3 separate regions of the Homo sapiens genome follow, and all the other regions are linked to region 3. Evidence: chromatin loops called from intact Hi-C (ENCODE). Cell type or tissue: endothelial cell of umbilical vein. All regions are shown on one strand. Links, peaks and the distances in the headings refer to the core of each region. The heading gives the core; the rest is flanking DNA.

Region 1 (8,036 bases), core at 1,904-6,903, 370 kb before region 3:
CGCCTTGGCCTCTCAAAGTGCTGAGATTACAGGCATGAGCCACCACACCTGGCCTCTTTCTGGCTTAATCTAGGAGGTTTGTATATTTCCGGGAATTTATCCATTTCCTCTAGGTTTTCCAATTTGTGCACATAAAGGTGTTCATAGTAGCCTTGAATGATCTTTTGTAATTCTGTGGTATCGGTTGTAATATCTCCCATTTCATTTCTAATTCAATTTATTTGGATCTTCTCTCTTCTTTTCTTGGTTAATCTCACTAACGGTCTATTGATTTTGTATATCTTTTCAAAAACCAGCTTTTTGTTTCATTTATCTTTTGTATTTTTTTGGTTTCAATTTCATTTAGTTCTGCTCTGATCTTTGTTTTTTTTTTTTTCTTCTGCTGGGCTTGGGTTTGGTTTGTTCTTGTTTCTCTAGTTCTTTGAGATGTGAGCTTAGATTGTCTATTTGTGCTCTTTTAGACTTTTTAACGTAGGCATTTAATGTTATGAACTTTCCTCTTAGCATCACTTTTTCTGTATCTCAGAGGTTTTGATAGGCTGTGTCACTATTATTGTTCAGTTCAAATAATTTTTTAATTTACATCTTGATTTCATTGTTGACCCAAACATCATTCAGGAGCAGATTATTTCATTTCCATGTATTTGTATAGTTTTGAGGGTTCCTTTTGGAGTTAGTTTCCAATTTTATTCCACTGTGGTCTGAGAGTGTACTTGATATAATTTCGATTTTTTTAATTTACTGAGACTTGTTTTGCAGCCTATCATATGGCATCTCTTGGAGAATGTTCCATGTGCTGAAGAGAAGAATGTATATTCTGCAGCTGTTGGGTAGAATGTTCTATAAATATCTGTTAAGTCCATTTATTCTAGGGTATAGTTTAAGTCCACTGTTTCTTTGTTGACTTTCTGTCTTGATTATTTGTCTAGTGCTTTCAGTGGAGTATCGAAGTCCTCCACTATTATTGTGTTGGCATCTATCTTATTTCTTACGTCTAGTAGTAATTGTTTTATAAACTTGAAAGCCCCAATGTTATGTGCATATATATTAAGGAATGTGATATTTTCCTGTTGGACTAATCCTTTTATCATTATATAATGTCCCTCTGCGTCTTTTTAAACTGTTGTTGTTTTTAACAGACTTTAAGTCTGTTTTGTCTAATAATAGCTACTCCTGATGACTTGTGGTTTCCATTTGCACGGAATATATTTTTCCACCCCTTTACCTTAAGTTTATGTGAGTCCTTATGTATTAGGTGAGTCTCTTGAAGACAGCAGATATTTGGTTGGTGAATTCTTATCCATTCTGCCATTCAGCATCTTTTAAGTGGAGCATTTAGGCCATCGTTAGTATTGAAATGTGAGGTAATGTTCTATTCATCATGCTAGTTGTTGCCTGAATACCTCATTTTGTGTGTGTGTGTGTTATTGTTTTGTACGTCTTGTGAGATTTATGCTTTAAAGAAGTTCCATTTTGGGGTATTTTGAGGTTTTATTTCAAGATTTAGTACTCCCTTTAGCATTTCTTGTAGTACTGGCTTGATAGAGGCAAATTCTCTCAGGATTTGTTTGACTGAAAAAGACTGTATCTTTCCTTCATTTATGAAGCTTAGTTTAGCTGGATACAAAATTCCTAGCTAATAATTATTTTGTTTAAGGAGGCTAAAGATAGGACCCCAATCTCTTCTAGTTTGCAGGGTTTCTGATGAGAAATCTGCTGTTAATCTGACAGGTTTTCCTTTATAAGTTACCTGATGCTTTTGCCTCACAGCTCTTAAGATTCTTTTCTTTATTCTGACTTTAGGTAACCTGATGACTATGTGCCTAGGTTATAATCTTTCTGCAATGAATTTCCTGGGTGTTCTTTAAGCTTCTTATATTTGGATGTCTAGATCTCTAGCAAAACCAGGGAAGTTTTCCTCGATTATTCCCTCAAATAAGCTTTCCAAACTTTTAGATTTATCTTCTTCCGTGGAACACCAATTATTCTTATGTTTGGTTGTTTAACATAATCCCAAATTTTTTGGAGGCTTTGTTCAATTTTTTTGCTTTTTCTTTGTCATTGTTGAATTGAATTAACTTGAAAGCCTTGTCTTCAAGTTCTGAAGTTCTTTCTTCTACTTGTTTGATTCTATTGTTGAAATTTTCCAGTGTATTTTGCATTTCTCTAAGGGTGTCTTTCATTTCCGTAAGTTGTGATTGTCTGTTCTTTATGATATCTGTTTCACTGGAGGCTTTTTCATCCATATCCTGTATTTTTTTTTAATTTCTTTAAGTTGGTTTTCATCTCTCTCTAGTGCCTCCTTGAGTAGCTTAATAATCAATCTTCTGAACTTTTTATCTGGCAATTCAGAGATTTCTTCTTGGTTTGAAGCCATAGCTGGAGAGCTAATGCGATCTTTTGGGGGTGTGATAGAATCTCGTTTTGTCATATGAACAGTTACTTTTTGGCTCCTTCTTATTTGGATAGACTTTTTCAGTGGAAGATTCTGGAACTCAAGGGCTGCTGTTCAGATTCTTTCATCCCACATGGTGATCCCTTGATGTGGTGCTCTCCCCCTTCCCCTAGGGATGGGGTTTCCTGACAGCCAGACTGCAGTGATTGTTATTGCCCTTCGGGGTCTAGTCACCCAATGGGGCTACTGGATTCCTGGCTCATGCTGGAAAATGTCTGCAAAGAGTCATGTGATGTGATCCATCTTCAGCTCTCCCAGCCATACATACCAGCACCCGGTCTGGTGGAGGTGGCAAGGGAATGAAGTGGACTCTGTGAAAGTCCTTTGTTGTAATTTTGTTTAGTGTACTTGTTTTCTCAAATGCTGGTTATGCTAGCAGTGAAGCTTTCATGTGGACAGGCTCAGGACCTCTGGTTAGCCAGGTTGTTGCAGGCAGTGGAATTAGCTGTTGTTTTCTCCTTCTTTGGAGCAGGGTTGTTCTGACTTGCTGTAATGTATTGAGTTGGTTGGCCTCCAGCCAGGAGATGGTGCTTTCAAGACAGCATCTAGTAGAAGGGGGATATAATCTTACCCTATGTTGGCCAGAATGAGTACTTGGGTTTCTCAGGCAATGGGTAGGGCCATAGAGCATAGAGCTCCCAAGAGTTTTTGTCTTTTGTCTTCAGCTACCAGGGCAGGTAGAGAAAAGCCATCAGGTCAGGGCAGGGTTAGGTGGGTCTGAGCTCAGATTCTTTCTGGGTGAGGCTTGTTGTGGCCACTGTCGGGGATGGGGGTGGTTCTCAGGCCAATGGGGTTATGTTCCCAGGGGGATTATGGCTGCCTCTGCTGCATCATACAGGCCACCAGGGAGGTAGGGGAAAGCTAGCAGTGACAGACATCACCCAGCTCCTATGCAGCCACTAAGGCCAGTCTCACTCCCACTATGCCCCCCAACCACACTGAGTTTATATATAGGCAGCTGGTGGGCAGGGCTGAGATCTTGCCCCAGGCTACAATCCTCCCCACTGAGAAAGCACACAGGGCTCTCAGGCTTTGCTGCTTCCTGCCTGCCCACGCCATCAGCTGTGGCTTGTATACTTGTATCGGCACTTCCCATTCACCATCCCCCTACCACCACCAATTGTGGTCAGGAAAATTTGTGCTCAGTTGAAATTATTACAAAGTTCAGCTGGGAGCTTCCTTCACCCTGTGGTCCCTCCCCAGTTCTGCTGGCTGCCTTCCCTTCCCCAAGGACCTCTGTGAGATTAGGCCAGGAATGGCTTCCCTGGGTTGAGCTGGGGACTGGGAGTGCCTACAGGGCTCTTCACACTGCTTCTTCTACTTTTATATTTCACCTGGGTCCCTAAATCCATTTCAGCTCTAGGTAAGGTTAACTCCTTTTCCCATGATCTAGATTTTCAGGTTCCCCAGTGGGGTGTGTGTTCAGAGTCTGACTTATCCCTCTATCACACTTTGGAAACTCAGTTTTTTGGCTGTCTTGTGGCATTTTTCTCATTATGTGTTTTGATGGCAATTAAAGAGTCACTCCTTGAAAGTAGGTGTCAAGAATGATGGGTTTGTACTTCCCAGAAAGCCCAGACATGTAAAACATAATACTGTTTGCCTATTAGGCTCTAGTATAAGCTTGTTAAATGAATGATGAAACGAGGTTGGAGCTAGAATATGAACTACCTTAATTTTCATGTTCAAGAGTTGGTAGTTTATTTGGCAGGGCAGATAAATTAAATGAGATGATACGTTTAACACAGTTCCTATTGATACATTTTAGCTTTTATGATTAATAGTGCATTTCAATTCTATCCCGCTTCATAACCAGAAGATGGAGCTCCAAACATTTAAACTTAAAAAAAAAAATTCTCCTGTTTTGTTGTATTCTTGGTAGAGGCTGTGCTCTTATTTCGTTGGTTCTGGTTCTTTTTGTTCCCCACCTAAATCCTTCCATTCTAATTTTGTTCTCAGGTTATCAAAATCCATTTGCTGACTACAGATAGGAGGAGTGATCTGTGTGAGAAGCTACACATAGATCCTCTTTTTCTACCTCTGGGGACTTATTTGATTCATGCACCTGTTCATACATATTTTTATCCAACTCTCCCCACTTTGTTCCTCCCTCTTCACATGGAAAAGCCATTGTGACTTACAGTTGTTACAGCAACTGTAAACAGGTGCTGACATTCTATGCATCCTCATGGGAGGAAAAATGCCAGCACTACCACACACAGAATTTGTTGCTATATGCAGGAAAAAGCATGTGACAGGGCTAGAAATACATTTTTTTGGACTGTTCTCCAGTTTGTGTCCTTTTGCAACATAAGTTCCTTAGACATCTAAAGACTCATGGGAAATAATTAATTTCTAATTTTTCATATCATTCATTCTACTACACTTATATTGATATTATTAATACCTTTATTATTATTACCTTTATGTTTATTAATAGGTATATCTCTAGCTATTTATTCAATATTCACTCTTTCATTCACTTTTTTTCAATAAATATTTATTGAGCAGCACAGCAGCATTACAGGAGGGTTATGGATTTGTGGAACACACTGACCCCCATCCCCAATCCCTGCCATACACATATCCTCCTACTATAAGTCTTTAATAGAGCTATCCAAGAATACATCTGGCTACAAATACCTGGCTAAGAGTTCCAGGAGTGCTTTAAGCAGGAGCAACAGCACTGCCTATTCAAATTTATCTCTTGCCCTTTATTCCCCATACCAAAGGCAAAACCATCAGAGATTCTGGTAAGTTTCCACTGTGGTAAAGTTCTGCAAGAGTTAAGGGGAAATTTTCTTGCTTCATCACTTCTCTGTTATACTCGGATTTACATCACCATTGTGAAATTACACTAATATATACACCACTGTTCAAGGGAACATTTATATACATTTGGCTCTTCCGTTTCTTGATCCAAATTCAGCTTCAGGAGATACATGTCTTCACCCTGGATCAACCACCTGGCATTCCAGCAAAATCTACCCCTACTTTCCAGAGTCCTTTAAAGGCAATCATATGTCTGTATTTACCAAATCTCTCAAAGGCTCTAAATCTATATCTCTAAATATCCGATGGTTATTTCATCTGGCAAATTCAAAAATGTTTACATTGAACTCATTTTCTTTCTCTATCTACGCTTGGCTTAGATGTTTGTCCCCTCCAAACCTCATGTTGGAATCTGATCACCAATGTTGGAGGTGGGGCCTAATGGGAGGTGTTTGGGTCATGGGAGTGGATCCTACATGAACAGATTAATATCCTCCTTCAAGGGTGAGTGAGTTCCCATTCCATTAGTTCCCAAGAGAGCTGGTTGTTAAAAAGAGCCTGCCGCTTTTCCCACCCTTTCTCTTGCTTCCTCTTTTGCAATGTGATCGTTGCACGTACAAGCTCCCCTTCACCTTCCACCATGAAGTAGAAGGAGACTGAGGCTCTCATCATGCAGATGCCCAATCTTGAACTTTACAGCCATCAGAATCATAAGAAAAATAAACCTTTTTCTCTATAAATTACCTAGTGTCAGATATTCTGTTATGGTAACACAAAATTGACCAAGATAATCCCTTTACTCTCTAACTCTCCTCCTAGCTTTCTGGATATCATTTTTATGCAATCACCTACTTAGTAATCTAAATTAAAAATCTTGAAGTAATCACTTGATTTCACTTCTACCTTACCTTCCACATCCAGTCAGCAAGTCCTGTACATTCTACCTCCACAGTGTGCCCTCAATTCAGTTCTTGCACATGTATTTGTCAGAAAGTTTCTTCTCCCACAATAATTTCAGTAGTCTCCTAGTTATCTCCATTGTCTTCCTTCTCAAGTCTTCTAAAGAGTCTACATTAACACCATACTAGGGTTGCCAGGTAAGATACAGGGTTTCCCGTATATTTGTTTGTTAAATCTGGCAGCTTTGCACATATTCATCTTCCTAAACATGTTTCTGGTCATGTAACACTGCCATTTACACTCTCTCTCCCCTTTCTATTACTGAATTAGTTTTTTTTAAGTTGTTGTTGTTGTTCTTGCTTCTGCTGCTGTTGTTTTAGTTTCCTATCCATTAGATAATTAACCCTACATTAGCCTATCACTCAACAAATATTTAAATTAGGTTGGTGCAAAAAAAAAAAAAAGCCCGCAATGACTTTTGCACCAACCTAATATCTGGTACCTGCCATATATGAAACACTCAGGTTTGTGTTGTGGAGTATGCAAAAATAATTTATAGTCTCTATTCTTCAGGCGTTAGCAAGCTGAATAATTATCATTGACATAAAGAAACACAAGCAGTCCAGGCATGATGGCTCATGCCTGTAAACCCAGCACTTTGGGAGGCTGACACGGGCAGATCGCTTGAGCTCGAGTTCGAGACCAGCCTGGGCAACATGGCGAAACCCCGTCTCCACCAAAAATACAAAAAATTAGCCAGGAGTGGTGGTGCCCTCCTGTTGTCCCAACTACTTGGGAGGCTGAGGTGGGAGGGTGGCTGGAGCCCTGGAGGCAGAGGCTGCAGTGAGCCAAGATCATGCCACTGACTCCAGCCTGGGTGACAGAGTGAGACCCCATCTCAATTAAAAAATAAAATAAGAAAAAGAAAACGAAACACAAGCAAATACAGAGTGCTAAAATTCAATTTAGACTAGAGGGATGAGAGTGAGGAGGTTCCCAGGTTTGTATTCACGTTACCTAGATTTTAATTTGACCTAAGGCCAGCGAAAACTTTTTTTAACCCCACCCACACCCTAGTCTTAAAAACCAGTCACTGAAACAAGTGAACTTCTCCACCTCTACCCTTGACCTGGAACAAAGTTATTCCTGGCTAACAAAGCTTTTCCCTCACTGTACAAAGTAGAAGACAGCAAGTTGTCTTTATTCAGTTTCATAACGGAGAAAAGTGAGTATAAAGGTTGTACAATATAAACACAGAATCTTAAATCACTAGAGGAGCCAGGAATGGAGCTCAACACTTACGAGTATTCTTTCTGAAGTAAGTTAGTCTCTGAACAAGCACCTAATCTTCAATGAATAAACCAATTTTATGTGAATAAACAAAATATAGGGAATAAGCAAAACGTAAGACAATATAGGAATAGCTGTTTCAAAGTTTCAAAATTACAAAGCAAAAATCTGAAGATTTTTCTGAACATCTGCTTCTGGGGAATTTCAAACACTAAAATGAGATTCACTGGGTCACAGAGAAATGATGATGTCTACTGTATGGCAATAGCTTTCAAAAGATAACCCTGGTATTTTGTTGAGGATTTTTGCATCTCTCTTCATTATAGATATTGCCCTGCAGCTTTCTTTTTTCATGTGTCTTTCCCAGATTTTGGTATCAGGGTGATGCTGGCTTCACAGAGTAAGATAGGAAGAGTCCCTCCTTCTCAATGTTTTTGGAATAGTTTCAGTAGAATTGGTACCAGCTATTCTTTGTACATCTGGTAGATTTCGGCTGTAAATCCATCTTATCCAGGGATTTTAGGGGGATGGTAGGTTTTTTTATTACTAATTTTGGAACTTGATATTGGTCTCTTCAGGGTTCAATTTCTTCCTGATTCAGTCCAGAGAGGTCATGTGT
Region 2 (8,036 bases), core at 1,904-6,903, 400 kb before region 3:
TCCATTCGGGATATCAGTTAATAATCCATTTTTATTTCCCAGTAGGAAAATGTGTCACTTTAATGCCTAAACTTTAAAACAAGTGTTTGTTAGTTGTTGTTTTTGCTGATTTCTTATTATTTTATTCTATAGTTTTTCAAGCATATACAAGTATTTTTATTTTTCCTAACAGCAAAAGAAAACTGGTGTGTGTGTGTGATTATTTTATTTTATTTTTTTAGCTTACATAAAGGCTAGAGACTGTGCCTAGGTATGAATTTCCTCTCCAGTTTCTAACTCAGGTCTCTTCCTTTCCAGCAAGTATTCTTAACAACAAAAAGAAAAAAATGATATAGTCCCAATGAATAGGTTACTTCATTCAATTTTTCTGCAGACAGCGGTTTGTTAATAACTAGCACCTCTGCTTTTTCTTAATAACAGTAGAGAAGTTTGATTTAGACATTCAGATATGAAATGACTAAATTTGTTCTCAAAATTGGAGTATGTGAGTTTTTTCTAAGGGTAAGAGAAGTAAGAATACTGTCTTCAGATTCAAGGTGCAATGCTAAAATAGCAGTTACCCAGAAGGTAGGTCTCGAGAAGGAATGATAAGAGTTAGGATCCTGTAACACCAGCAGACAATTCAGTACAGGAAAAGCAGGGTTTTATGAAGCATTTAACTCAGGAGCTGTGGACAATTCTTTCTGTTCTCCTTTTCCCTTCCCTAAGTAAATATCTGATGCTTGGGCATCCTGTATGAATAGAATACACATTCCCTATTCTTCTTGCCAAATAAAAATATTCCTCTATCCTTGTTAGTTCTGCAGCAAAATGGTTTCAGTGTCTAGGCTTTGGAGCTAGACTCCGTGAGTTCAAATTCTTGCACCATCATACATGTGAGCTCTATGACCTTGGCAAGTCACTTGATTTCAGTAGGCCTTAGTTTTCGTATTTGTAAAGTGAGAATAATTTTTGCTTATTTCCCAGGGTGGAGATTAAATGAGATAATTAATGTAAAATATTTAACAAAGTTCTGGGAGCATAGCAGGTGCTCAATAACGGTATATGTTCTCCTGATCTAAAATTACCATGGTGGATGAAATTTCCCAAGGTGACCTTGATTTTTAAAAAATTTGGACTCACTGTAGGACTGTATGTTTTGCTTTTGGGTTTGGGAAATATGCTGACAATACCTATTACTTCTGGAAATGAAGGCACCCAAAAACTGTAATTTAAAAATGAATGGTATGTATGAGGGGTGTTAAAGCAAACTAAATATGGCCTGAGAAGGACTCCGTAATTCTATATTTGAGTCCTTGTGGATGAACTGTAACCTAGCTTAATAGTCAGACAAAATTGAAAACCTAACTTAGTAGTATGCACCTGTGACAAGAGCTGAGTGTTAGCCAATCCCAGTGGCCATACTTCAACCATTCATAGACTGCTGAATGTTCAAACTGCGTTCAAATAAGGCAAACGCTGAGTTGTAACCAATCTCACTGTTTCTGTACCTCACTTCCGATTCCTGTACGTCACTTTTTTTGTCTATAAATTTGTTCTCACCAGAAGGCACCCCTGGAGTCTCTGTGAATCTGCTGTGATTCTGAGGACTGCCTGATTTGCGAATCGTTCATTGCTCAATTAAACTCCTTTAAATTTAATTTGGCTGAAGTTTTTCTTTTATCAGGGGTGTCCTAGTAAGTTATTATTTGTTCAGTCGATCTTAACTCCTTATGCTAGATTAATTTATCTGCACACAGAAAAGCAAATTTTAAAAGGTCTCTCGTATATTCTAGGTAGTTATTCTAGATCCTTTTCTTTATTGCATTTCCCTTTCTCCATTTGTTTTTAGATTTAATTTGGGCTGTCTTTACTTTGTCCTGGATTCTAGAATCTACTCCACTTTGAAATTGGCTTCTGGCTGCTTCAGATGTGATAACCTTCAGGACAGCCTTTCTGTCATTTTGGGCCTTAGCACATTTAGCTCACCCTCCCCCTTCACTCCTACCCTGCCTGGAAGGAAGCCCTATGGTTAGGAAACCCCACTTCCTCATGCTTTTCTCTTTAGTTCTAAGAATCTCCCTGTGAATGGTTGCTATGGTTGATGAAGACACAGATAGTTTTATCAGCATCCCTGCTTGCCTGGAGGTTTTTAAATTGTTAATGTTTTAAAAAAAGAGCATGTATATGTGTTTGTGGTCCCTTCTACCTTTCTTTTTCCAATACCCAAGAGAAGGTAAAGTCTTAAGCCTTTCTTTCCTGAGAGACAGCCCAGCCATCTCCTACCCCACATGATTTCCACTGGGAATATTAAAGGCACTGTAATATCTAGGAAGGAGAGAAATTTCAGGGCAGGGAGGTTTTCCCTATGCTCCTATACCTTCAGCTTCTATGTAAGATGAAAGTAGACCTTAAAAGTTTAGGCATTGGGATATCATCTGTCAGTAGATGGAACTTGCAACTTCTCTTTCCAAGTTCTCTGGCTTCTTTCTCCATGCAGCTTAGTAATGGACATGTAGCCTATACCAGCTATTCACTAGATTTAAAATCCTTATTTCAGATCAACAAGAGGATGCAGCGAGGTACAATCTTCCATGTTTGTGAGTAGGGAGAAGGAGTATTTCACCAGAAAGGGGCAGTGGAAGTCTGGCAGGACAGCAGTACTCTGGGTCCACATGGACAGCATGTTCAGAGCAAGAATCCAGGGAAACTCTAGGTAAACAATGCAACACTCAGCCTCCTTGGAACAGGAGGGGACTGGCGTTCCACATGGGCTGAGATAAGGCAGAAGGCCATGGTCAGGAGAAGGGAAAAGAGCTGGAGGGGATATCTGTATGAGAAGACTTAAAACCTGGAGCTAAGGGAGTGTGAATACTGGGATCCATGACTGGCTTGTTCTTTGTCACCATTACTCTAACTTCAAAAATGCTTCACGGCTGGGCGTGGTGGCTCACACCCGTAATCCCAGCACTTTGGGAGGCTGAGGCGGGCGGATCACGAGGTCAAGAGATTGAGACCATCCTGGCCAACATGGAAACCCCGTCTCTACTGAAAATACAAAAAACTAGCTGGCCGTGGTGGCGGGTGCCTGCAGTCCCAGCTACTCAGGAGGCTGAGGCAGGAGAATGGCGTGAACCTGGGAGGCGGAGCTTGCAGTGAGCTGAGATCGTGCCACTGCACTCCAGCCTGGGCGACAGAGAGAGACTCCGTCTCAAAAAAAAAAAAAAAAAAAAAAAAAAAAAAAAAAAAAAGCTTCACATATTTTATGTATCAATAACTAAATATTTGCTCACTTTTCCTTAAGTTGATCTTGATTCAATCTTAAGGAGTTGGATAACCCGAGCTTATTTCATGGTGTCTTCCCTAAGAAACCTTGGCCTTTTGGTTTATATTAGAATTAAGGTCCAGAAAAAACTAACACAATTTCTTAGAAGTCCAACAAATCACTTCAGACAGAGCCAGACTTTTCAGGGCTGCTCCAACAAGTTTAGGGTATACCTCCAACATGAGGCCTAAAGCGAGTTTGGCTTGGGTTGAGGATGTAGTCCATAAAACAATGATGTTTAATGATATGGTAAGATGGGAGGCATTTATTTACATAGCTGTTATTAAAGGTACTATAACCAATTTATTGGTATTTTAAATGTTTTATTATGGAGAATTTTAAACATACTCAAAAGTAGATAAAATAGTATCATGAATTCCCAGATAACCATCCAGTACCAAGCCCATGGCCAATCTGGCCTATCCACACCTCCATCTATCCCTTCCCTTGAGACTATTTTGAAGGAAATCCTAGATATCATATAATTTCCCTTATAAATATTTCAGGATGAATCTCTAAAATGCAATAGCTTGTCTTTATAACAAAACTAACACAACTGAAATATCATTATCACATCTAAAAATAATTCCTTAATAATATCAAACATTTAGTGTCGACATTTTAATTGTCTCATAAATATTACAAATAGGGGTTTTCCATGGTGCTTATTTAATCAGCATCCAAACAAAGATGAGATATGGTAAATTATTATTGTATTTTAAATATCTTTTAATTTTCATGTTCCATTTTCCTCTCCCTTTTTCCCCCTCTTGCAATGTATTTGTTGAAAAAATGTGCTTTTATGTCCTATGAACTTTCTCAGTCTGAGTTTGACTGACTGATTACATCTCCTTGGTATTTTAACATGTTTGTCCATCCTTTGGGTTTTCTGAAAATTGCTAGCTAAATCTAGAGTCATCATCGGATCCAGGCTGAATTTTTTTGCATATATTAATTTTTACCCAAAAAAACTATAAGAATAATCTCAAGTTTTACCAAAAACTTATTAACACATTTTTTCTATAATTCATGCCAGAAGATATTACATAAACATCAAAAATTTGAAATTTAAAAGTGAACAAAGGGCTTCATTTTTGTGGAAAACAACATACACACTCCATTAACCAAAAATAAACACAAGAAAAGTTCAAAAAAGCCCAAATGCTATAGGGACAACAACTTCAAATTAACCCAAGGATCTAAATAATGCAAAACCTGATATTAGCTACATGCTTTCCAGCCATTAAAATAGAGACTTAGATGTTGAAAACTCTATTTTTGATTCAGAGACGAGCTTTGTGCCCCGGGTTTTGGTTCAGTTTGCCTCAGCTACCACTAGAGGGAGGCCAATATGCATTTGAAAAACCCAAACATAAAAAATTGGCCTGAACCTGGAAGATTTCCATTTTTAAGTTCTTTTTAAAATATCAAACATAGTTCTTATTCAATATTACATATCATTTATTTTGTGTTTTACTAGGAAGCTTCACACTAAATTAATTTTGTATTTGGAATCTGCCTATAATGCAAAGGAAAAATACAGCCCTTTTGTGGCCTATACAAAGTACATGATACAACAGGTACCCCTGAAGTCCTCCTTCACCCCAGATCTTTTCAAGGCATTGAAAGGTACAAGAATACAAGGGGACTATGTCATGGTGACTAGGTTAAGTTTTTTTAGAGATTCTAAGTGCTTTTTAAGAATGCAGTACCCCAACTCCCTTACAAATTACAATTTTAAAGCAATAAACTATAAAACAAGCATAAAGAAATCCAACAAATTTCTATTTTCCGATGACAATTAATTTTTTCTGGTGAGTTAGAGGAGAAATATTTAATTCCCCCCCCACCCAACAAAAAACATTACTCAATACTCCTTTGCTGGAGGGCTAAGCACACGCTTAGTCAGCTTTATAGATAATCCAGATAATCCAGTTCTGCCTCCCATCCTGCAAATAATTAGCTAAAATGTCGGCACTAACTAATCTCTCTTTTGCCACAAAATATGCACATTCCTTATAATGCTTATGCTTTACATTAACCTAGCTCTTTAAGATTTATAACTCATTTTCACATGCTATTTCATTCTATCCTCAAAACTTTATTTTTATGGGAGAGTATTTTTCCTGCTTTATAAGAAACCAACACTCCAAACAATAAAAATTTGTTTACAAAGTTTAGTTATATTTCACATAAACAGGACTCAAATTCAGTGCTTCTAACTTCTAAAACTCAGGTACTTTATGGTTCTACTGATGAGGCTATTGTCAGGAATTTCACTTCCCCTATGAACAATCCTGTTTCTCATTGTCAATGCCTGGAAGATTCTAAAAGCATCAAAGTCACACTTATGCTTTCCATTTCCGTAGACTTGGCAAGGAACTATGCGGGCATGCACTGAATGGCCAGTCTCAGTGCCAAATGGAAAACCTATCCTCAGGCTCCTTGGCTCTGCCAGGTCAGAAGACTCAGAGCACACACTACACTGCAGCTGTTGAGGCCATGGGAAGTAGGACCAATGGAGTGCAGCCCTATGAGGCATATAGAAGGTGCTGAGGTTGGAGTTTTTCATGGCAATAACAAATGTACCTATGATCACTGATCACAGACATCTTTCCCAGCTGGTGGGGGCAGTGGCAAGTCTAAGCCATAAAACCCAGCAGAAATAAAATCTGTCCAGGGCTAAGTGGTGTGCTGATGATTTTTTAACAACCAGCTCTTCTGGAAAGGAGGAAAGAAAGCCCTGGTTTGTAGTTTGCCAAAACTCCCACCATGGCCAATTTCGAGTGTACCAAGCAAGCATCATATCATTAAATATGAAGTTGAGAAGATACGCTAACAATCAGCACTTGCACTCCACTCCTCAGTCCCTATGCCTAGAGCACCCCACTCTGGCTGTGCAAATATTAGGAGCAGGGTTGATTAGAAAACCCTCCATTCCATACCACTATGGAATCTATGGATGGATTTTCCATGAGCACAACTGGCTTCTTGGACCATCCCTTACTTCTCTTCAAGGGTAAAGAATTTATTTATCTAATTGGTGTGTTAGGGAGAAGCAACTGAGCATGCTGAGCTAAGCTCCTTTCTGCCCTTTCTCTCAGGGATCTGTCTGCCTGAAGACAATGTGCTTTCTGTTTTGGCTGCTGTCATGAGATAAAAGTCAGTGGCCTTATGCCACAGTTTTCAGGACAGTCCTGGCATTTCATCCCTTCGACTCTCAAAAGTGTCTTGGTTTGCACAACAAATTATGTGTCACTTTATGTAAAAGGGACTAACCCTGCAGAGCAAGGCCTGGCAGGCAACCAGAAAAATGGCTATTTCTGGTGCAGTCCTAGGAAACCTACTGTTACCACACAACTGAGCCACATTCTTCAATATCACTTTTATTGATAATAAACCTGACATTTTGATCTTCATCGGTTTGATTATTTTATCTAACTCTAGTTATATGCCAAACACAAGGAGTAACAACAGAGCCATCATTTTGGAGACTCTTAAAACTTCATCAAACTGAGTGCCCTGAAAAGTGACTGGTTGTGGCTTTTAGATAAGAAGAAAGTGGAAGTCCACACACACAGAAACAAAGGAGACTAGGATCATTAAGACAATTATCCACAAGCTCCCAAATCTACATTAAGAAAACAAAATACTAAAAATTTTTAGTGAGAGTTGACTCATAACAGCACTGCTATAATAAGAATTTAGAATTAAATTGAGGTGGCTTTATAAACCGTGGGTCACCACCACAAATATGTAGGGTACACCACTCTGTTGCTGCCTAAGCGTATTTAAGCTAGCTACCACTAGAGGGACCCTAATCGCCAAACATCATTTATAGCTAACCTTAACAGCCCTTTTCCTTTCCTTCAGACCCTTGTTTATCTGTATAGATGTAGTTGTGGAACACCAAAGTGGCACTCAAAGAAAGTAAAATAACAAAGTTCTTAATATTTGTGAAGTACTGAAACATGCACTGTTTCAGACTGTGTCTCCAAATTAACCTCTCTTCTTAAAGCTCACCTGACCATAGGTTTAGTTCAAATGTGGAATGGATCATTTGCTTTTTAAAAGCCACATCCAATTATAGAGAATCATAAGTTAATATTCACATCCTTTTGCGATTACAATTGTGTTAAATGAAATACTTCTTTCAAGCAAGTAAGCCATTACTATGCTTTCAAACTCCTCCCAAAATCAGTGTCTGGGGAGTAAGGAGTATGCAAACCTCAGGATAACACACACAGAGACACACACTCATATAGAGCACAGGATAAAAAGTTATACAAAAGGAAAAGTAGCTTTATATTCCAGATTATCACAATCAAACAGTTCAGAGGAGATTTACACTGCCCTGGACCTGCCTAACTTTAACTACCAGCAGCTAAGTTGCAAGCACACCAGGAACCTTGACTTCAGTGCATGACCAAAAACAGGGTGGGGAGTAACACAGCAAGAACATTTCCAGACAATTCTGCTGATGCACTTGTTGGTTCGGTTATTTTCTTGCCAGGGCCACACATACACACCCATAGGCAGTGCCTCCAGGTCACGAAACACACTGGAAATGTGTATATTGTTCAGTCAATATCAATTAGACAAAAAGACAAACCATATAATGCACTATCCAAAGAGGATTTGTTTTTTGCTTTAATCGTTGATTTTGCTTGCTTGCTATAGCTAAGACAACTAGTCACCTACACAACATCTATTCTCTTCTTTTTCCTTAATG
Region 3 (8,036 bases), core at 983-5,982:
CAGGGCCCGGGAGGAACTGGTTCCCGGGACGGGTGGGGGCCTCGGCCGCCCACAGAGCCCGCGGAGAAGGGAACGGCCTCAGCCTCGGCTCCTTCCCACACCTGGGCCCCACCCTGCCTCCGACTCGCCAGGAATGCGCTGTGTGCGCGGGGCTTCCAGGGTGGCGGGTCCCCGCGAGCCGGCGCCGGCGGCCTGGTTACCCGGGCTCCAGGGGCTCGGAGGGTCGCGGCCGGGGTACTGAGGTAAGAGCGCGCTGCGCTAAGCGCACATGGCCGCGCACACGCCTCGGGGCCGCGCCGCAGGCACACGCCTCCTTCCCGCTCGCCGCGGGCGCCGAGTCTGGGGCTCCTCGCGTCACACGGGAGCCTCAACAAAGGGCTTTGTGGGGCCCTCCCCACCCGCCAGGGAGGGGACGCCGGGCCCGGGAGACGCGCCCCGCGGGGTCCGCTCTCTGGTAACCGGGCCGGGGCAGGCCGCGCTCTCGGAATCCAGCCAACCAGCCAGAGAGGGCTGTAAGCCAGACCTTTCCTGGGAAGGACGCTTTCCAATGTAGGGGGCTGCATCCAAGCGATCTGGACTTCGTTTGCGGGCGCCATTTAAAGAAATGTACCCAGTCCTGGCTGCTGACATCTGGGGAACCGAAGCCCTGTTGCCAGCGTTCTCACACTGCAGTGGGTGAAGGCAGTGAGCTCAAAGCCCACGTGTGATATTTTAGGTGTTCGTGTTCAGAGCAAGACAGCATCAATTTCTAAAGCCGTTATTACGCTGTGGTGATTTCGTATTTCTTCATTTGAATACATCAGATGGCCACCCCTTACGGTCAAATGAAACGAGCTTACATTTCCATTTTGAGTGAGGGTTTTGATGTCAGAACTGGTTTGGAATTCTAGCTCTGCCACTTAAGATTTAACCTTAAGATTTCGCATGTCACTGCTCTAAGCATCAATTTCTTCATCTATAAAACAAGGATAATGCTCTATGTCTTAGAGGGTTGTTCTGAGGATGAAAGATCCTGCCCTGAGATTCTCCGCCACGTGATAAATGCCTAATTGATTGTGAGCCTAAAAACAACTTTATGAAATAGGTAAGAGCGATACTACTCATTTCAATTGTGGAGCCGACGAATGAGTTCAGGGTGGTTAAAGGGCTGCCCAGAGTCACATGGCAAGTTCCAAAGCCAACTTTTAAAGATAAACACAGATGGGCCAGGCACGGTGGATGGGCCGGGCGCGTGTCTCACGCCTGTAATCCCAGCAATTTGGGAGGCCGAGAGGGGCAGATCACGAGGTCAAGGGGTTCGAGACCAGCCTGGCCAACCGACATGGTGAAACCCTGTCTCTACTAAAATGCAAAAATTAGCTGGGCGAGGTGGCGCGCGCCTGTCGTCCCAGCTATTCAGGAGGCTCAGACAGGAGAATTGCTTGAACCCGGGAGGCAGAGGTTGCAGTGAGCCGAGATGGCGCCACTGCATTCCAGCCTGGGCAACAGAGACTCCATCTCAAAAAAAAAAAAAAGATAAAACACAGTAACCTTTCCATCTGACAAGCAACTTCTGATCCTTCTGATTAGAGTAGGCTCGCAGGGCTGACCCATCTTTCAAAGGTGCTTTTGTGCCTCCCAGAAACTGGAAGGTGAGGACTGTCACTCGCTCTTCAGCATTTCTGCTCTACCACCAATGAAAAGTGAGCACCGAGGAGTGACAGTGGGTGTTTTCTTTCCACAAAGAATGTTGAAACCCTCAATGGACTGTGAGACCAGTGTACTACAGATTTTGGCCTGAATTTTTATTTATTTATTTATTTATTTATTTATTTATTTATTTATTTATTTATTGAGATGGAGTCTCGCTCTGTCGCCCAGGCTGGAGTGCAGTGGCGCCATCTCAGCTCACTGCAAGCTCTGCCTCCCGGGTTCACGCCATTCTCCTGCCTCAGCCTCTCGAGTAGCTGGGACTACAGGCGCCCGCCACCACGCCCAGCTGATTTTTTTGTATTTTTAGTAGAGACGGGGTTTCACCGTGTTAGCCAGGATGGTCTAGAGCTCCTGACCTCGTGATCCGCCCACCTCGGCCTCCCAAAGTGCTGGGATTATAGGCGTGAGCCACCGCGCCCGGTCTTTGGCCGGAATTTTTAAAAATGAGTTAGCATAGAATGGCGAATAAAATTAGAGTACATCACACAGATAAGTGTAAGAAGGTATTATTTTGTGGCACTTTCATTTCTGTTATATACATATATATATACACATATACACATACGTGTGTGTGTGCTCAGGCTCAATGTACAGCCCTTAACAATGGGTCTAAAAAATTTGAAAGGCACTTTCTTAGGTGATTTTATTTTAGAGATGAAAAAACAGAGACAGAGAAGTTATTTGAGGTTATATCCAGATAGGGGACAAGCCACCTTAGAAGGGAAGTTCCTCATGGTTCCATGGTAAGTTCTCTTTTTATAGTTGTAGAAATAGGTCTAGGGCCACACCAGAAGAGGTCAAGCCTGTGATTTCTTTATACAGGAACTCCATTTCCAGCATATGCATAAAATTCCTGACAATTGTATTTAGTTATTTCCTGTGTGACTCACTGTGAACAAATATGGTGGACATTACTGTGTATGACTTCTGAGATAAGGTCATAAAAGGTATTGTGGCTTCCTTCTTGCAGTCTCTCTTGGGTCACTCACCCTAGGAGAGACTGGCTGCCATTTGAAAGGACACTCAAGCTGCCTTATGGAGAAATTCATAAGGAATTGAGGGCTTTTGCCACCAACTATGTGATTAAGCCATCTTGGAAGCAGATGCTTCAAGGCCCAGTCAAGCCTTCAGATAACTTTAGCCCCAGCTGAGGTCTTGACTTAAACTTCGTGAGAAATTCTGAGCCAGAACCACCCAGCTAAGTCACCCTAGGATTCCTGGCTCTCAGAAAATATAGGATAATAACTGTTCATCATAGTTGGGCACGGTGGCTCATGCCTGTAATCTCAACACTACGGCAGGCTGAGACAGGAGGATCACTTGAGCCTGGGAGTTCAAGACCAGCCTGGGCACCATAGTGAGACCCCATCTTTACAGAAAGTAGAAAAAAAACTTAGCTGGATGTGGTGGCACACACCTGTAGCCCCAACTACTCCAGAGGCTGAGGCAGGAGGATCCCTTGAGCCCAGGAGGTTGAGGCTGCTGTGAGCCATGATCACGACTGCACTCCAGCCTGAGTGGCAGAATGAGACCCTGTCTCAATTAAAAAAAAAAATCATTATTTCCTCATTTTAAGCTACCAACTTTTGGGATAATGGTTACACAACAATAGATAGCATTAGACAGCAATAGATACCACTAAATATCTTATTGTAGAAGGAATGTTTTATATAGAGGAAAATGCTCATCTTTTTATAATTAAGATTAATACTAAAATTAAAATGAACAGTAAAACACATTACACTTTACAGACATTTGCCATCCAGGACGACTTAAGATCCTTAACATTGTCAACACAAAAAAATACATGGCCTCTGCCACTTCCCCACATGTATTTTAAAATAATACAATTTTCTAGAAGGTGGATGTCCAAAAGAGATCTGGTTTTTCTCACAATGACTATTTCAGTATATCCTTTTGAAATATCAAATTCTTTCTACAATTTCTTCCCCTCTCTCTCCCTCTTTCCCTCTATTTCTATCTCTATCTCTATTGATGTCTCTATACCTATCTCTATTGCTATCTCTATTCATCTTTTTCCCCCCTGCTTTGCTGGCGTCCTACACACATCTTTCTATTAGGTAAGGCTTCACCCATCTCTTCTATGCCAGAAAGTAAGCAAGTATCCTTTTAATTGGTTAAGAGAGCATTGCTGCCACCTAGTGTTAACACTAAAGCACAAGAAGGAATGCAAAAGATCAACACCTAACACAGAAACAATAATAGTGTGGTAACTTTACAGTCATTTACTATGTTTTGAGTACTGGTGAATGTATTTCATATACATTGTCTCAATTATCACACAATAAATGCTACTATTAATTTAGTGGTGGGATTTTAGGAATATTAGAGAAGAAAAAATGGAGGCACCTCAACCACGAATAACTTTTCTAAGGTTACAGGATTTGAACCCAGACTGCCTTATTCTAATTTTTGTGCCGTCCTCATCACACTGCACTACATATTCTCCCAGGACTATAATTAGGGCAAGGTTTTAGATTACACATTTGAAAACAGTTACGCAACTACCCTTTTCAAATATAATTTCTCATGACATACATGTATATATGTATGTGTATCGTCATTCTCATTTCAAAAAGTGACATTTTCTTTCTTTTAACTTAATGTGTAAATCACAAATGCAGCTTACAGTTTTCTAATGACTATTATAAAACTCTCTAGTAATGACACCAATTCTAGGATAACGACAAAACAACACATCTGCAAAAACTTTAAAATCACCAAATAACGGCCCTAAATATTCTCCACCCTTCTGTACTAGTTTCTAATTGTCTCACCTGTCTGGCCACTCCTTTGCTTATTTCTCTCATTCTTCTCGCCCTTAAATTTATGTCTTCCCGTAGTCCATTTGTTCTGCCTCAGTACTCTCAGTGGCTCTGTTCTCACTAATGTAACTATCATTTCTCCTTGGATGGGTCCCAAATCTGATTCTCTAGCCAGCCTTGGCTTCTCTCCTAGATGCGTATCCGTTTGTGGGAACTTCCTACTGGACTATCTTGTTCAGAAGAAAATTTCAACATAACCAAAATGTAATTCATCTCCTACTCCCTAAATCATCTCCTCTGTCTATCTTTTCTATTTCTGGGAATGGCCCATGAGTCTCCTATGAGCCAGGCTTAGAGGACTGGAGTCATTTTTAAAGTATATTGCTGGCCACCTACTCCATGCTAGCCATCATTCTTAGCCACTTTACATGGCATCTGACCCTCACAGATTAAGGGGGAAGAAACTAATACTTTCCCTAGTACAGTTAAGGGGGAAAAATGTTTAAAGGGCTCTAAAATGGCCAGACACAGCGGCTCATTCCTGTAATCCCAGCACTTTGGGGGGTCAAGGTGGGTGGATTGCTTGAGTTCAGGAGTTCAAGACCAGCCTGAGCAACATGGCAAAACCCCATCTCTACAAAATATACAAAAATTAGCAGGGTGTGGTGGCACGTACCTGTAGTTCCAGCTACTCAGAAGGCTGAGGTGGGAGGATTGCTTGAGCCTGGGAGGTGGAGGTTGCAGTGAGCTGAGATCGTACCACTGCACTCCAGCCTGGGTGAATGAGTGAGACTCTGTCTCAAAAAAGAAAAAAAACATACATACATAAAGGGCTATAAAAGTGACTTGTTTATGATTACACAACTAGTAAGTTGTAGAGCCAGATTTGAACCCAGGTCAGTTTTACTCCTGAGCTACCTCCTTTAAGTTCTCTGGATTCTCTCACCCAGCCACAGTTCCTGTATCCACAAAACTCCCATTGTATCCTTACAAAAACATTCATCCACTCACCCATTTTGGTTGCTCTAGAGTGGGTTTCTATACCTTAGACACATTATTGCATGACCAAAACAGACAATAATGGCTGCAGCTAGTGGTAGACTTCTCTACTCTTCTTAGAGGCAGAAGTCACAATCTCCAGGTGCCCTGTTCCTTGGGAGACAAAGCAGGTCAGAATCCATTCTCCTGTTCCAAGATATAGCATGTGATTTACAGCCTAGGATCCTCTGCAGAGCTGGAGTAGTGGGAATCCCTGGCTGGTTCTCAGGCTGGCACCACCAAACCTGCATCTGCCACGGAGCAGCTTATACCAGGAAAGCTCAGCCCCTGACAACTACATTTGAATTCCTCCCTCAGGCAAGCACAAAGCATTAGTTCTAAGTATAGGAAAAAAAAGTATTTCCTTACATATCTTAATACATGAGACCTTTAGGCTGTTACAACGTCACCCTATAAAGTACTAATTAAAGCAAAGGATTTACCTGCTTCAGTTCAATTGAAGTTTCAATTTCATGCTGACTTATAATGTTGCTTTAAAAGTATATCACAGAGGCCAGCCAAAGTGGCTCACGCCTGTAATCCCAGCACATTAGGAAGCCAAGGTGGGTAGATCACTTGAGGCCAGGGGATCAAGACCAGCCTGGCCAACATGGTGAAACCCCGTCTCTACTAAAAATACAAAAATTAGCCAGGTGTGATGGCACGTGCCTGTAGTCCCAGCTACTTGGGAAGCTGAGACACAAGAATCGCTTGAGCCCAGGAGGCAGAGGTTGCAGTGAGCCGAGATCATGCCACTGGCCCCCAGTCTGGGTGACAGAGCAAGTATCTGTCTCTAAATAAATAAAAATATATCATTGGGCCAGGTGCTGGGGCTCACACCTGTAATCCCAGCACTTTGGGAGGCCAACGTGGGCAGATGGCTTGAGCCCAGGAGTTCGAGACCAGGCTGGGCAACATGGTAAAACCCTTCTCTATTTTTTTAAATAAATAATTAAAAGAATAAAAAGAGTATATCATTAGTTTGAAACTAGGAGAAATTAGAAAACTGAGATAAGATCTCTAATTATAAATATTATTTTTGAGTCACATTTTATTGGCTTTTAAAATATATTATAAATGGAACACCTATAATCCCCACTACTCAGCAGACTGAGGCGAGAGAATTGTTTGAGCCCAGGAGTTCCAGGAGGTGGTGCTCTATGATCGCACCTGTGAACAGCCACTGCCCTTCAGCCTGGGCAACATAGCAAGTCCCTGTCTCTAAAAGTAAAAATAAAAATTTAAAATCCCATTCAACTGAACTCTTCCTGAGGAAATGGAGGCCAGAACAAGAGGCCGAGTGCTCTGATAGAAAGTCTAATCACGAAATTCAAGAAATCTGAACCTGCCAGGCACAGTGGCTCATACCTGTAATCCCAGCACTTTGGGAGACTGAGGTGGGAGGATCACTTGAGCCCAGGAGGTCAAGGCTGCAGTGAGCCACGATTGTGCCACTGTACCTGGTCAACAGACTGAGAGTGAGACCCTGTCTCAAAAATAAATACAGAACTTCTCTCGCTGAAGCACTGACCTCCTAATGATAAATCTGTCTGAGGATTTTACTCAATTTTTTTTTGTCTGCTCGCTCCTCTAAAACAAATTATTAATTCTTTCTCAGCTTCTTAGTTTCAAAGTACCAACAATAAGTCAAAGGACACCCCTGCAGTTCATTAGTAGACATTGCAATCTCTGTGCTTTTAATTATATATTGCACATTTGAGAAATGAAAAAAGAGATAAAATAATGCCAGAAATCCCCACAGAACCAAGAGTTGTAGAAAGAAAGACAAAATAAATAAAATAATAACATTTAAAAATTAAAATAATGCCAGAACAAGCTTACGTCTATCCCAATGTTAAGGAAAGTCTCTAAAATGTATTTAAGTAGTCTTATAGAGTCTACTCAGTTTCTAAATCTGGTATTCCATTCTAAATTTCAGGCAGTGCCAGGCACAGTGGCTCACTCCTGTGATCCCAGCACTTTCAAGAGGCAGTGGTGGACAGATTGCTGAAGTCCAGGAGTTTGAGACCTGCCTGGGAAATATGAGACCTTGTCTCTACAGAAAATCTAAAAATATATACATATTAGCCAAACATGGTGGTGCCTGCCTGTAGTCCCAGCTACTCAGGAGGCTGAGGTGGGAAGATCACTTGAGCCTGAGAGACAGAAGTTGCTGTGAGCCAAGATAGTGCCTCTGCAGTCCAGCATGGGAAATAGAGCGAGCCCCTGTCTCAAATAAATAAAATTTCATGAAACTGGACATGTTCAGAATAATACTTCAAATTCCAGAAAATGCTTTACATTTTGCAAAGTGTGAGTCTTTAAAAGAAGACTTGAAACCCCACAAGCAGAGTGTGACAATTAATGACTTTGTAGTAAGTTTCATTAAAAACTAGTACTGGTCTTACAACTCTAGCCAAAATGTAGGTGTGATAGGCAGCTTTTTTTTTTTTTCTGAGACTGAGTCTCACTCTGCCGCCCAGGCTGGAGTGCAGTGGCACAATTTCAGCTCACTGCAAC

Evidence for each region. Hi-C counts contacts between places; a loop is a spot of excess contacts. Peaks named below come from ENCODE experiments on the same cell type or tissue, not always from the same donor. Only the 100,000 strongest peaks of a DNase experiment are listed, where the experiment ranks them.
Region 1: it touches region 3 in a loop (12-fold over the local background); 17 of 110 quality-filtered maps call a loop at or near these places.
Region 2: it touches region 3 in a loop (17-fold over the local background); 106 of 110 quality-filtered maps call a loop at or near these places.

Annotation. Positions count from the first base shown.
Region 1 is chr4:86,518,269-86,526,304 of GRCh38, forward strand. It overlaps a transcript of MAPK10 not described here. Among named protein-coding and RNA genes, the nearest start is that of MIR4452, 20 kb to the right of the region's middle. In endothelial cell of umbilical vein, for the core only: no CTCF peak of the experiment used is centred there; no DNase peak of the experiment used is centred there; H3K27me3 peaks cover 419 bases.
Region 2 is chr4:86,491,651-86,499,686 of GRCh38, forward strand. It overlaps a transcript of MAPK10 not described here. Among named protein-coding and RNA genes, the nearest start is that of MIR4452, 47 kb to the right of the region's middle. RefSeq lists an enhancer at 7,024-7,133. In endothelial cell of umbilical vein, for the core only: a CTCF peak has its summit at 4,640 (motif pointing right); a DNase peak (open chromatin) is centred at 4,641.
Region 3 is chr4:86,892,082-86,900,117 of GRCh38, forward strand. It overlaps C4orf36 (chromosome 4 open reading frame 36), which reads right to left and starts at 341. Exons shown (of 5, transcript NM_144645.4): 1 at 102-341. RefSeq lists a silencer at 23-562 and an enhancer at 83-738. In endothelial cell of umbilical vein, for the core only: a CTCF peak has its summit at 3,849 (motif pointing left); DNase peaks (open chromatin) are centred at 2,570 and 3,830; H3K27ac peaks cover 496 bases.